Regions from separate parts of the Homo sapiens genome. Here region 1 is linked to region 2. Evidence: chromatin contacts called from ENCODE Hi-C data. All regions are on one chromosome and are shown on one strand. The core of a region is the stretch at or near the end of the contact, and the rest is flanking DNA. Distances in the headings are between cores, read along the strand shown. Region 1 holds the start of DIP2C-AS1 (DIP2C antisense RNA 1). Region 2 overlaps DIP2C (disco interacting protein 2 homolog C).

Region 1 (5,655 bases), core at 2,568-5,067, 100 kb before region 2:
AGAGAACTTTGGTTTCTCAAGGTTTAAGAATTAATGTCAAAGAGCAATTTAGTGTTCGAGTCACCAGCCTTGCTGTGGATGATTGCTGAGTCCTCGGAGGTTAGGGCCACAGCACAATTGGTGGGCCGTCTGTTCCCCACCCTGGTGGAGACTTTCTCACCCAAAGAAATGTATTCTGTTAGTATGTCTCAATTAGAATATTTTAGTAGGAGACAGTTATGGCTCTTGTTTTAATTTGTAGTGGATGATTACTGTAGCAGGATCAAGGTTGAGACTTGCAGCGTAGCTCATGTAAAGCATTGATTTTAAACACCCAAAATATATTGCCAGCTTCGTTGCCGTGGCTCCAAGGGACTAGGAATGCATATGTTGTTTTTTGTTATTATTTTTTATTTTTATTTTTGAAACAAGAGTCTCGCTCTGTCACCCCGGCTGGAGTGCAGTGGTGTGATCTCAGCTCACTGCAACCTCCACTTCCAGGGTTCAAGCAGTTCTTGTGTCTCAGCCTCCCGAGTAGCTGGGATTACAGGCACCCGCCACCATGCCCAGCTAATTTTGTATTTTTAGTAGAGACGGGGTCTCACTGTGTTGGCCAGGCTGGTCTCAAACTCCTGACCTCAAGTGATCTGCCCACCTTGGCCTCCCAAAGTGCTGGCATTATAGGCATGAGCCACTGTGCCTGGCTGCCATGACCATTTTAAATGTGGCATTGAATATCTGCTTTTTTTTTTTTTAAGGCAGTACAGACGTCACCCCTCACACCTCTGTTCTGGGGCTGGTCTGGGCTGGCCAGGAGGGCTTCCAGGCTCGAGGCCGCGTCTGAAGTGTTGTTGGACAATGTGGAGCTGTGACCCCTTGGTCTTTGGGGACGTGGGGCACCTTGAGATGCCCACAGTCTTGCGAGGGTTTATGGCTCAGTGTGTGGCTGCTGCGAGGTAGCTGTGGGCGGGGAGGAAGGAGAGCAGGGTCCATCTGTCCTGGTGTGGAAAATGCCCAAGAAAGTCAAGAAATGGTACAAAAAATCATCATCTGCCCTGGTGCCATTTCTGTTTAAAAAAAAAAAAATCACTCTGCGTGCGGTTCTGTGCTTGAGGAGGATAGAAAATACCTAGAAAGACGCACAAAGTGTTCTCATGGGGTCAGCACCGGGAAGTGGGATGGGAGGCTTGGGAGTGTGTGGAAAGGAGGACATGGTGTTATTTTGTTCTGTTTTATTTGGTAGAGCAAGTGATCAAAGTGAAGCTTGAGTGATTGGCGCAGCTTGGCCTGGCCATGGGTAGATCCCAGCATGTCCCGCCTCCCACTGCAGCTCCGTTTCTCGGTCACGGATGAGACAGGTGGCCTGAGGCTGTGGGCGGAGGAGGGGCAGCCCGGTGTCCCCAGCAGGTGATTGTCCAGGCTATTCTTGGGCCAGCCTGAGGGAAGGGGTGGAGGAGAGCTGGGAGGGTGCACAGTGCGCCCCCCCGCCACCCCACCCCGGGACTGGAACTCAGTTCTCAGCCTCGGGCTGGGAGGTGAGCCCAGGCTGCTGTCGATGGAGGAAGATGCCGAGGAAGATGCCCTCAGGATGGAGGAAGATGCCAGTGGAGTTTGGTCAGCAGCCAGCGTGGTCTTTCCCGCAGGGGATACGCAGTGCGCCCACTTGCAGGAAAAACGCTGCTTTAGTTTTTGAATTTTGCTCATTCTGTTTATCGTGCTGCTCATGCTAAGATTTGGATATCGTTGGTAGGAATCAGTGTCAATTGCATACAGTTGACTCTTGTACCACACAAGCTTGAGCTTTGTGGGTCAACTTATATGTGAATTTTTTCAACCAAACTCAGGGAGAAAATACAGTGTTCCTGCCATGTGAAACGTGTGTCGGAGGGCCGACTCTGTACACGCAGGTTCGGCAGGTCCACTTGTGGGGCGTGAGTGTGCCTGGATTTGGTGTCCATGGGGTCCTGGAACCGACTCCCTGAGTACAGCGAGGCCGTTTGCAGTAGCAGGTGGTTTCTTTTGTAGTTTCCCCATTGGTTTCGCCCCACACCATCTCTCTCATGCCGCAGCTGCTGCTGATGATGACTGATGACCTGGGTGGGCGATGCCAGGCCCCCTCTCAGCTCAGGCCACTTCCTTGGAGAGACTCCTGTGCTAAGGGCACCATTTAGCAAAAGTCCAGATTTTGGGATACGGAAAATTTGGGGGACGTGAATTCACTCAAATAAATGTTCAAAGTTGGCCTCAGAGCCTTGCGTTCTTGTTTTATAAAAGATGCACCTTTTGGGGGAAATACTGCTTAACAACATTTAACTGGAAAGGCACTGAAACAAAGTTAAGCTTTTTTTGCATAATACCTTCACGTGGATACGGATTTTCATATAATTGTAATTGTTACTCATACATTCTACTAAGTCTTCTGCTATTTTTACTTAACGACTTAACATACTTGTTCATTCAGTCACGAGTTTGGTTGTTCCACAGTTTGCTGGGGCCTCCCTGGGACCTGAGCACAGTGCTGGGGATGCAAAAGTAGGTGGTTCCTGATGGGATCGTGTCCACGTTGGTGGCTCTGCTTGTAAGGAGTCCACGTTGGTGGGGGAGGCCGACTGGTGACCGGAACCCACGCTGTGACGCCATCATTGGTGTGATGCAGGTGAGGACAGGGTCTGTAGATATGCGTGGAGGACGGTGGTCCCAGACCTGGGCAGGTGGAGGTGCCCCTGAGGCCCCCAGTGGACATTGACTGAGTGTGGCGAGAGCTGGCCAGGAGAGAGTTTGGGAGGTGTGGGAGAGACAAGAGCAGGAGGGGTGGCAGGGGCTAGGATGGAAAGGGGCTTCTGCAGAAACGGGGGCTGGGGCCTGAGCCCTGGCACCGGGAGAGATGGAGAGAGGGCAGTGCCGGCTTTGGAAGAGAAACAGCCAGAGCTGTGTAGCCTCGGGGTCCTGCATGGACACACCCTCAGCTTCCCCCGTGAGGCCCACGAATCCCAGGGGGAGTTTGTGTTATGCCACGGACCTCTCACAAGTGGGGGCTGAGGCAGAACTGAGGACATCTGGGTTCCATGGTGGATCAGCCAGGATTCTGGTTGCAAATTACAGAAAACAACTTAAACTTATGCAGGGAAGTGAGCATGAGGGGGGGTCGGCCCAGAGCACTCTGGCCAGAAGCCATCTGGGCTCTAAGGCTGGGAGGCCCCTTGCCAGCTCACGTGCTGTGGAATGGCTTCCCCGCCTCCGGCCCTCGGCAGGTGGAAGGTGCTGCCTGGCAGCCCCTGCAAACTGAAGGGGCCCACGTCCCTCCTGGCTCTGCATCCCATTCTCAGGGACACGGCTGTCATGGGGGGACCAGCTGGGGCAGGGGAAGAGTATAGGGAACCCAGTAGAAGTGGCCGTGGACTCTCTTAGGAACGATAACCGGGTCACCTACCATAGATGAAGATGTTGTCGGCCTGCGTTCTTCTCGTGTTGGTCTGGGGCGTGTGGCTGCCGTGGGCTGGCGTTATCCACAGCCCCGGTCTGGGGCTTGCAGTGGCTGTGGGCTGGCGTGGTCCACAGCCCCGGGCACCATGGTCCCTGGCCCTGAAATCGCATCCAGTGCTGTGTCACCTCGGGCCAGCTGTCTCCTGAGGGGAAGGGAACAGGGAACAGCCCTCCCCGTGTGGCCTCCCCAGCACCACCCACCCCGCAGGACCTCCAGTGTTGACTCTGCTGGGGTCTTCTCTCTCCTGGGGGGTCCTTGTCCCAACGGGAGGACTCCATGGGCCGCAGGAGGTGTCAAGCTATTTTCTCTCCTGGAACTGGGTTGCTGGCAGCTCCCAGATGCAGGAGGAAAGGCTCAGAATTGCCTTCCTAATAAGGAATTGTTGATGTGAACTTTGGACGGCAAACACTGCTTACATTTCCTTTTCCGTTTTGATGTGTTAATGGTGTGCGGCAACGCCGTGACGCACGGGGACGCAGGTGACGGGCACCCCCCCACAAGGGGACCATGCACCTGTTTGATAATAAGGCATGCTTCTCTTACTGCAAATAAAAACTTCAATGGTTTTCTGCCAGAAAGACCCTGTCTTTTATGTAGGATACATAGAGGATCATTTGGCAAGTGATTGGGGATTTTGGGTTAAACTAAAAATAAATTAATTTCATTTTATAGCACTCTGAACACATTTGAGTTAATTATTCATCGAGAATTTGAATAGCACACACTGTTCTGACTTCCGACTTCCCCCAATGAATGGCATTTGCTGTAACGTGACAAAACCCTGAGTCTTAGAATTATTGGGTAATGTGAAAAAAGGAAAAGTTGGTTCTCTGTTGTTTTGCTTTAAGGAAATTATATTATTTTACAGTCACTTAGTTTTCTCCTTTCCAATAAGAAAAATTGCTTTCTTACTACCTGAAAATTCGTGAAGGTCAAGGGGACACACCCTGCAGTGCATTAAAAGCCACCATCAAATGTGGACCTGGACTCAGTTTCCCTCTGTTCCCTCCCACCCTCAAATGTGGACGTGGACTCAGTTTCCCTGTTCTCTCCCACCATCCAATGTGGACGTGGACTCAGTTTCCCTCTGTTCTCTCCCACCCTCAAATGTTGACGTGGACTCAGTTTTCCTCTGTTCTCGCCCACCATCAAATGTGGACGTGGACTCAGTTTCCCTCTGTTCTCTCCCACCGTCAAATGTGGACGTGGACTCAGTTTCCCTCTGTTCTCGCCCACCGTCCACTGTGGACGTGGACTAAGTTTCGCTCTGTTCTCTCCCACCGTCCAATGTGGACGTGGACTCAGTTTCCCTATGTTCTCTCCCACCATCCAATGTGGACGTGGACTCAGTTTCCCTCTGTTCTCACCCACCCTCAAATGTGGATGTGGGCTCAGTTTCCCTCTGTTGTCTCCCACCATCAAATGTGGACGTGGACTCAGTTTGCCTCTGTTCTCTCCCACCATCCAATGTGGACGTGGACTCAGTTTCCCTCTGTTCTCTCCCACCCTCAAATGTTGACGTGGACTCAGTTTTCCTCTGTTCTCGCCCACCGTCAAATGTGGACGTGGACTCAGTTTCCCTCTGTTCTCTCCCACCGTCAAATGTGGACGTGGACTCAGTTTCCCTCTGTTCTCGCCCACTGTCCACTGTGGACGTGGACTCAGTTTCGCTCTGTTCTCTCCTACCGTCCAATGTGGACGTGGACTCAGTTTCCCTATGTTCTCTCCCACCATCCAATGTGGACGTGGACTCAGTTTCCCTCTGTTCTCACCCACCCTCAAATGTGGACGTGGACTCAGTTTCCCTCTGTTCTTGCCCACCCTCAAATGTGGACGTGGACTCAGTTTCCCTCTGTTCTCGCCCACCATCCAATGTGGATGTGGGCTCAGTTTCCCTCTGTTCTCTCCCACCATCAAATGTGGACGTGGACTCAGTTTGCCTCTGTTCTCTCCCACTGTGAAATGTGGACGTGGACTCAGTTTCCTTCTGGTCTCGCCCACCATCCAGTGTGGACGTGGACTCAGTTTTGCTCTGTTCTCTCCCACCATCCAATGTGGACGTGGACTCAGTTTTGCTCTGTTCTCTCCCACCATCCAATGTGGATGTGGACTCAGTTTCCCTTTGTTCTCGCCCACCGTCCAATGTGGACTTGGACTGTTTCCCTCTGTTCTCGCCCACTGTCCAATGTGGA
Region 2 (5,612 bases), core at 2,960-5,459:
GGGGAGGAGGGGGCATGGTACGTGGACGATGTTGAGAAGCATCAGGGAGGCGCTTGAGGCAGTGTCAGCAGAGCCGAGACCTGCAAGGAGGGGACTGGCTGTGGGTGTTGGAGCTCAGAGGCTGCCTCTACCAGAGCCACAGTGTCTAGTGAGGGCAGAGGGAGGACCGAGGCCCGGGGAAGCCGTGTGCATGGTTTGCATCAGGTATGTACCAGAGCCACAGTGTCCAGTGAGGGCAGAGGGGGAAATCGAGGCCCGGGGAAGCCGTGTGCACAGTTCGCATCAGGTATGTACCAGAGCCACAGTGTCCAGTGAGGGCAGAGGGGAGACCGAGGCCCGGGGAAGCCATGTGCACGGTTCGCATCGGGTGTGCAGGCCTGACTGGCTGTGCTGACCTTCTCAGTCCCGGCCAGGCCTGGGGTCCCAGAGGGAATGGAGCATCCCTCTTCTTGCTTCCCTGTTGCTTCCTGGTCAAGGGATGCTTGTTTATTGCAACTCTGGCAATTATTCTGAATATTAAGAGGAGTTTCACAAAATCGTAGGGGGAGAGGGGCTAGGGATTCATTTTTTTTTCTCCACCTGATTTTACAGGAGGCTTCTGCCATCCCTTAGTGTGAAGGCAGAGTGCAGACGCTCTGCGGTTATTTGTCCAGGAGGAGAAGAGCTTCTGGGAGGTCACAGATCTGATTGTTGTAATAGCACTGACATTTTTAAATGGGAGAATGTTGATATCTATAGTAAACAGAGTAAAACTTCAGTAGCTTCAATATAAAGATGCCGAGATGATCTTAGAGCCACTTTGTCCATAGATCCTTCTGCGGTGTGGAACTGCAGCGTCTCTCTACCAGCCTCTGTGGTCAGTGGCCACCTGTGGGTAATTGAATGCTTGAAGTGCAAATGAGAAACTGATACTTCTAATTTTATTTAATTTTAGACAAATTTAAATAGCTACATGGGCCGGGCACTGTGGCTCATACCTGTATTCCCAGCAGTTTGGGAGGTCAAGGCGGGTGGATCACGTGAGGTCAGGAGTTCGAGACCAGCCTGGCCAACATGGTGAAATCCTGTCTCTACTAAAAGTACAAAAATTAGCTGGGCATGGTGACAGGCACCTGTAATCCCAGCTACTCAGGATGCCAAGGCAGGAGAATTACTTGAACCCGAGAGGCAGAGATTGCAGCAAGCTGAGATTGTGATACTGCACTCCAGCCTGGGCGACAGAGGGAGACTGTCTTAAGAGAAAAAAAAAAAAAAAAAAGCTACACGTCCCTTGTTGCTTCTGTAGGACACCGCATGGTTCCAGAAGGTAGACCTTGTGTTGGGGACTCTGCATTGTCAGGCTGGAGACACAGTCTCCCTTCCTAGCAGTGTGGGCCCCTGGGCTGCCCTTCTACCAGAAGGGATGGTGGTGTCTCTAGAGGTATCTGTGGACTCAGATCTATGTGAATTAGTGACTAGTGTTACTCACAGATACTTAATTTTATGGGTAAATAAATACCTGGACTTGCTGCGAGCTTTCAGGGCAAGAATCGGGAGTAGGGAGTGAAAAGTGACGAGGGCACCCATGGCTTGTCCCGCTGCCTCCAGCACCTGGTCGGGGGGGGCCCTCCGCTCTGAAGCCCCCGGCACCTGGTCGGGGGCACCCCTCCCCTCTGAAGCCACCAGACCCTCCTGGCCTGTGGTGCTGCTTCTCCAAATGCCGCCCTTGGCTGTTTCCCAGGAGTCACTGGCGCCCAAGCAGGCTGTATGGGTCACTTCTGCGTGGTTTTGGGGTGTTGGTGAAGCTCATTGGTCTCGTCTTCCTTCTCATGTGCCACATCTCACCTGTTGGCTTGTGGATGGGCCCGAGTCCGTGTGTGGACGCGTTGTATCTTCTCAGGCTGTACTTGGTGCTTAGGTGACAAGGACGTCTTAGAGCAATGGACTGTCTGCTCCAAAGGGTGCTGTGTGTTAATTGAGACATAGCTTACTTGTGGGGTTTAAATTTCCTGGGTGTTGGAGGCAATTGGGGAAAAAAGGTCTAAAAAGGCCCCTGGGGATGAGGGAAGCAATAATGAAAAAGTAACTTTATCGCACTTAGCAGTTGATTGAATTTGAACGTGAATTTTGCATTTTGGGGACTCTTAAAGCTACTATTTGTAGGGATTCCTTGATGAGCTGCTTGTTTTCTGTCAAGTAGAAAGTAAAGTGGATCGGTTTTGCCTTTAATTCTGACTAACTAGAATCTACTTGGCTTTTTCCCCCATTCACGTTAGGGTGGGGGATTGGACTAGAAGAGCTGTAGGATCTTTATTTCTGATCTTAAATGAATTTTTTCTTTACTCACTTTTTTTTTTTTTTTTTTTTTTTTTTTGTGAGCTGCTATTTTTTCCTGCAATGCACTGTTCTTTGGTTTGGGAAATGTGCTATATTTGTACCGTGCTTTAAACATACACAATGGTTCTAAATAACTACTTTTCTTTAAAGTTAGATGTAACATCTTAATTAAAATGTCATCCATAAATCAGGCACAGTCTGTGAGGTTGTGCGAGCGTGAAAGCTCCACAGTCTGAGGCCTGGAGACCCCTCTTGTCGCTTCCCTCCAGCCATGTCTCCTCCCCCGGCCACATCACCTCTGGCCACATCTCCTCCCCCCACCACACCATGTCACCCCCATAACCCTTGCCACGTCACCTCTGGCCACATCACCTCCCTCCCGGCCACATCACCTCTGTCCTCGCTGCCTGCCTGCCTGCCTGCCTGCCTCCCTCCCTCCCTCCTGGCCACATCACCTCTGGCCTCACTGCCTGCCTGCCTGCCTCCCTCCCTCCCTCCCTCCCTCCATCCCGGTGGCCTCCGCGGCTCCTGCTGACTGCCCTCCCGAGGGGCTGTTCGATGCTCTTTTCCCGTCTTCTGCTCCTGAGTGGGTCTCGGGGCTGGATGTTTCACAGGATGCAAGTTTCTTCCCTTCCAGCCGTAGGTCTCTGGGCGACAACTCCAGAGAGGGCACCAAGCTCTCCTTACCCACCTGGGGGCCCTGAGCCCTGACCACCAGGGCTTTCCTGTGGGGGGGGGGGTGGGGCAGACTCGTGTGAATTGGACTGAAAAGGTGCTTCCAGGAATCCTTGTTTTAGGTGCACTGGGGCAGAGGTGGGGACAGGGGACCACCACACCACCTGGTTTGCTCAGAATTTGGTCCTGATCACAGCCAATGAGGCAACACAAGCACCTCCTAAATGAAGCATTGCAGACTGCTTTTACATGTGACAGTTGTGATGGCTGAAAAAGGCTTCACACAATGAGTGGGTTTGAGCTGCATTTGAAGGCAGAACAGGTCCCTGCAGGTGGAAATGAGAGATAAGGGTGACCCAAGCCATCAGCAGCTGCGGGTGGGGTGGTGTGGGCTCCCCAGGGATGGTGGGCATGGATGAAATGCAGGAGAGGGCAGGGGTGCGATGGAACAGCAGGGCAGCGTTAAAATCCCCCTGCAGAGAGGGGACGTGACTGAGATTTTATCACATGTATAAACTGAGAGATGATTTGAGGATGATTTCTGGGAGCCTGTGGGAAAAGCACGTGGTCATCATCAGTTCTCTGGATCTCTGAAAAGTCATGCCTCTGCCTATCTTGTGAGCTATTGTGAAGATCAAATCGGATAATCTTCAGCAAGCCTTGTAAATGCTAAAGCTCATGACAGAGACTGTTCCAGCCCCTTTTTCTCCACCCTCCCTTCCTCCTGGATAATGTGAACCCTGCTGGGTACCTCACTGTCTGCCTGCTTTCCTCCTCTGTAACATGAGGCCTGAGTATTTGCTGGGTACTTCGCTGTCAACCTTCCTTCCTTCTCAGTGATGTGAGCCCTGAGTATTTGCTGGGTACCTCACTGCCTGCCTCACAGCTGGCTGTGGCCCTGTTACACACACTTGGCTGGCACATAAGCAGAAGTGCTCGCTGGGCCTGGGAGGGCTTTCTGATGTGTGGGTGCATGCTTCTCCCTGTAGGCTGGAGCTGCAGGAGCCCTCCTGGATCAGAGGACCAAGGCTGTGGCCTCGCGATGGGGGCTGGGGGAGCTCCCTGGGTTTATTGTGTGGGTGAGAGCAAACTTCAGTCCCGCTGCAGCACCGGGATTCCGGGTTCCCTCTGGAATGTTCTGAATGAGAAACAGGAAGTATGCAGAGGTGCGTCTTCCGAGGATTTGATGGTTATCTTAGCTCAGAGGCACCAAGTGCTCTCCCATGAACCTGCAGAACCGCTTCTTCCACTAATGGCCTTCTTTATCTAAAGAATGACTTACAAACTCTGCCACTTAAGAGATAGGTATTTGCAGGTGTGGCCTGAAAAATGAACAAATTGATTCTTTCATCTCAAGGAAAATACCTTACGTTATTCCCAATGATAGCCATTGGAGCTTTCCAGTGAATATTAAAATATACAAATCTTGTGTCTGCCACTTTCTCATGTGATCAGTGGTGATATTGATGTGATTTTTTTTTTTGACATAATGAAATGTGGAAGCTGCTCATAACTCTGAACCAGTGTTTTCTAACCAGTTACAAAATCGTGTGCTGGTAAAAGAGCCACTCAAGTGCAGGACAGACCAGTCCGCTTAAAAGGAATTGGGGCAGAAAGGCCCGTCGACCAGGGTCCAGACTCTGCGTTGCAGACAGCCTGCATGGAAGTGCCGCTTGTGACATTTGGCAGCAGAGAATACCTAAAACTATGTGAAAGCACAGTGAAAAATACTTCTTCCTAACTGTATATAGCATGGGATCAGACATTTTTCATAAACTTCAACCAGAGTTCTGCAGCCCACTGAACGCAGATGGAGGCATGAGAACCCTGCTGTCCGAGGTGCAGAGAGGCGTTAGGTGTTCTCACAGCAGCACAAACTGTTGCCACACTGCTGCTTATTTTGGAAAATGGTTTTTTCTTTAAGACTGTGCTGTTTATTAACATGTAATGACTTTATTATTTTAAAATAAATTTGTTACTTTTTTTTTTTTTTTTTAAGAGTCTTGCTCTGTCACCCAGGCTGGAGTGTAGTGGCGTGACCTCGGCTCACTTCAACCTCTGCTTCCCGGGTTCAAGTGATTCTCCTGCCTCAGCCTCCCAGGTAGCTGGGACTACAGGCACCCACCACCAAGCCCGGATAATTTTTATTATTTTAGTAGAGATGGGGTTTCACCATGTTGGTCAGGCCGGTCTGGAACTCCTGACTTCAAGTGACCCATCTGCCTTGGCCTCCCAAAGTGCTGGGTGGGATTACAGGCATAAGCCCACCATGCCCGGCCTCATGAGAAAGCTTTTTGTGATCTTTAATAAACTGTAAAGGGTTCCTGAGACCCAAAAGTTTGAAAACCACCGGCTTAAACCGACAACAAATTGTCCATGATTCTTCAGTGTACCTTCTAATCTGTTGATGGAGAAAGGTTGTAAGGGGTTGCTTTACTTTTTTCCTTTCGCAACTTAGTGGTGCTGGGACAACTGGATATCCACATGGAAAAGGATGGACTGCACCCTCCCTCACCCTACACAAAAAAATAGCTCAAAATGGATCCAGTGTAAGAGTCGATACTGTGAGACCCATTTTGTCAGTCTGCTGGGTACCGTAACAGACACCGCAGACTGTGAGG

Evidence for each region. Hi-C counts contacts between places; a loop is a spot of excess contacts on that map. Pooled maps may share reads with other maps.
Region 1: a map of Caco-2 shows a loop between it and region 2 (6-fold over the local background). The contact joins the promoter of DIP2C-AS1 here to the enhancer-like site in region 2. A Hi-C loop is called at or near these places in 1 of 168 maps with a recorded cell type or tissue (Caco-2) and 1 of 50 pooled maps.

The regions. Positions count from the first base shown.
Region 1 is chr10:648,197-653,851 of GRCh38, reverse strand. DIP2C-AS1 (DIP2C antisense RNA 1) reads right to left here and starts at 3,817. Exons shown (of 4, transcript NR_187391.1): 1 at 3,674-3,817; 2 at 3,410-3,561. All of the region lies in intron 1 of DIP2C (disco interacting protein 2 homolog C), which reads left to right. LOC124902361 reads left to right here. Exons shown (of 1, transcript XM_047426106.1): 1 at 1-5,655. The coding sequence starts at 5,181. RefSeq lists an enhancer at 2,494-3,316.
Region 2 is chr10:545,653-551,264 of GRCh38, reverse strand. All of the region lies in intron 1 of DIP2C (disco interacting protein 2 homolog C), which reads left to right. Among named protein-coding and RNA genes, the nearest start is that of DIP2C-AS2, 80 kb to the left of the region's middle. Within about 2 kb of position 4,209, at least 3 of the 41 ENCODE cell types and tissues checked have a DNase peak (open chromatin) inside an H3K27ac peak, as active enhancers do.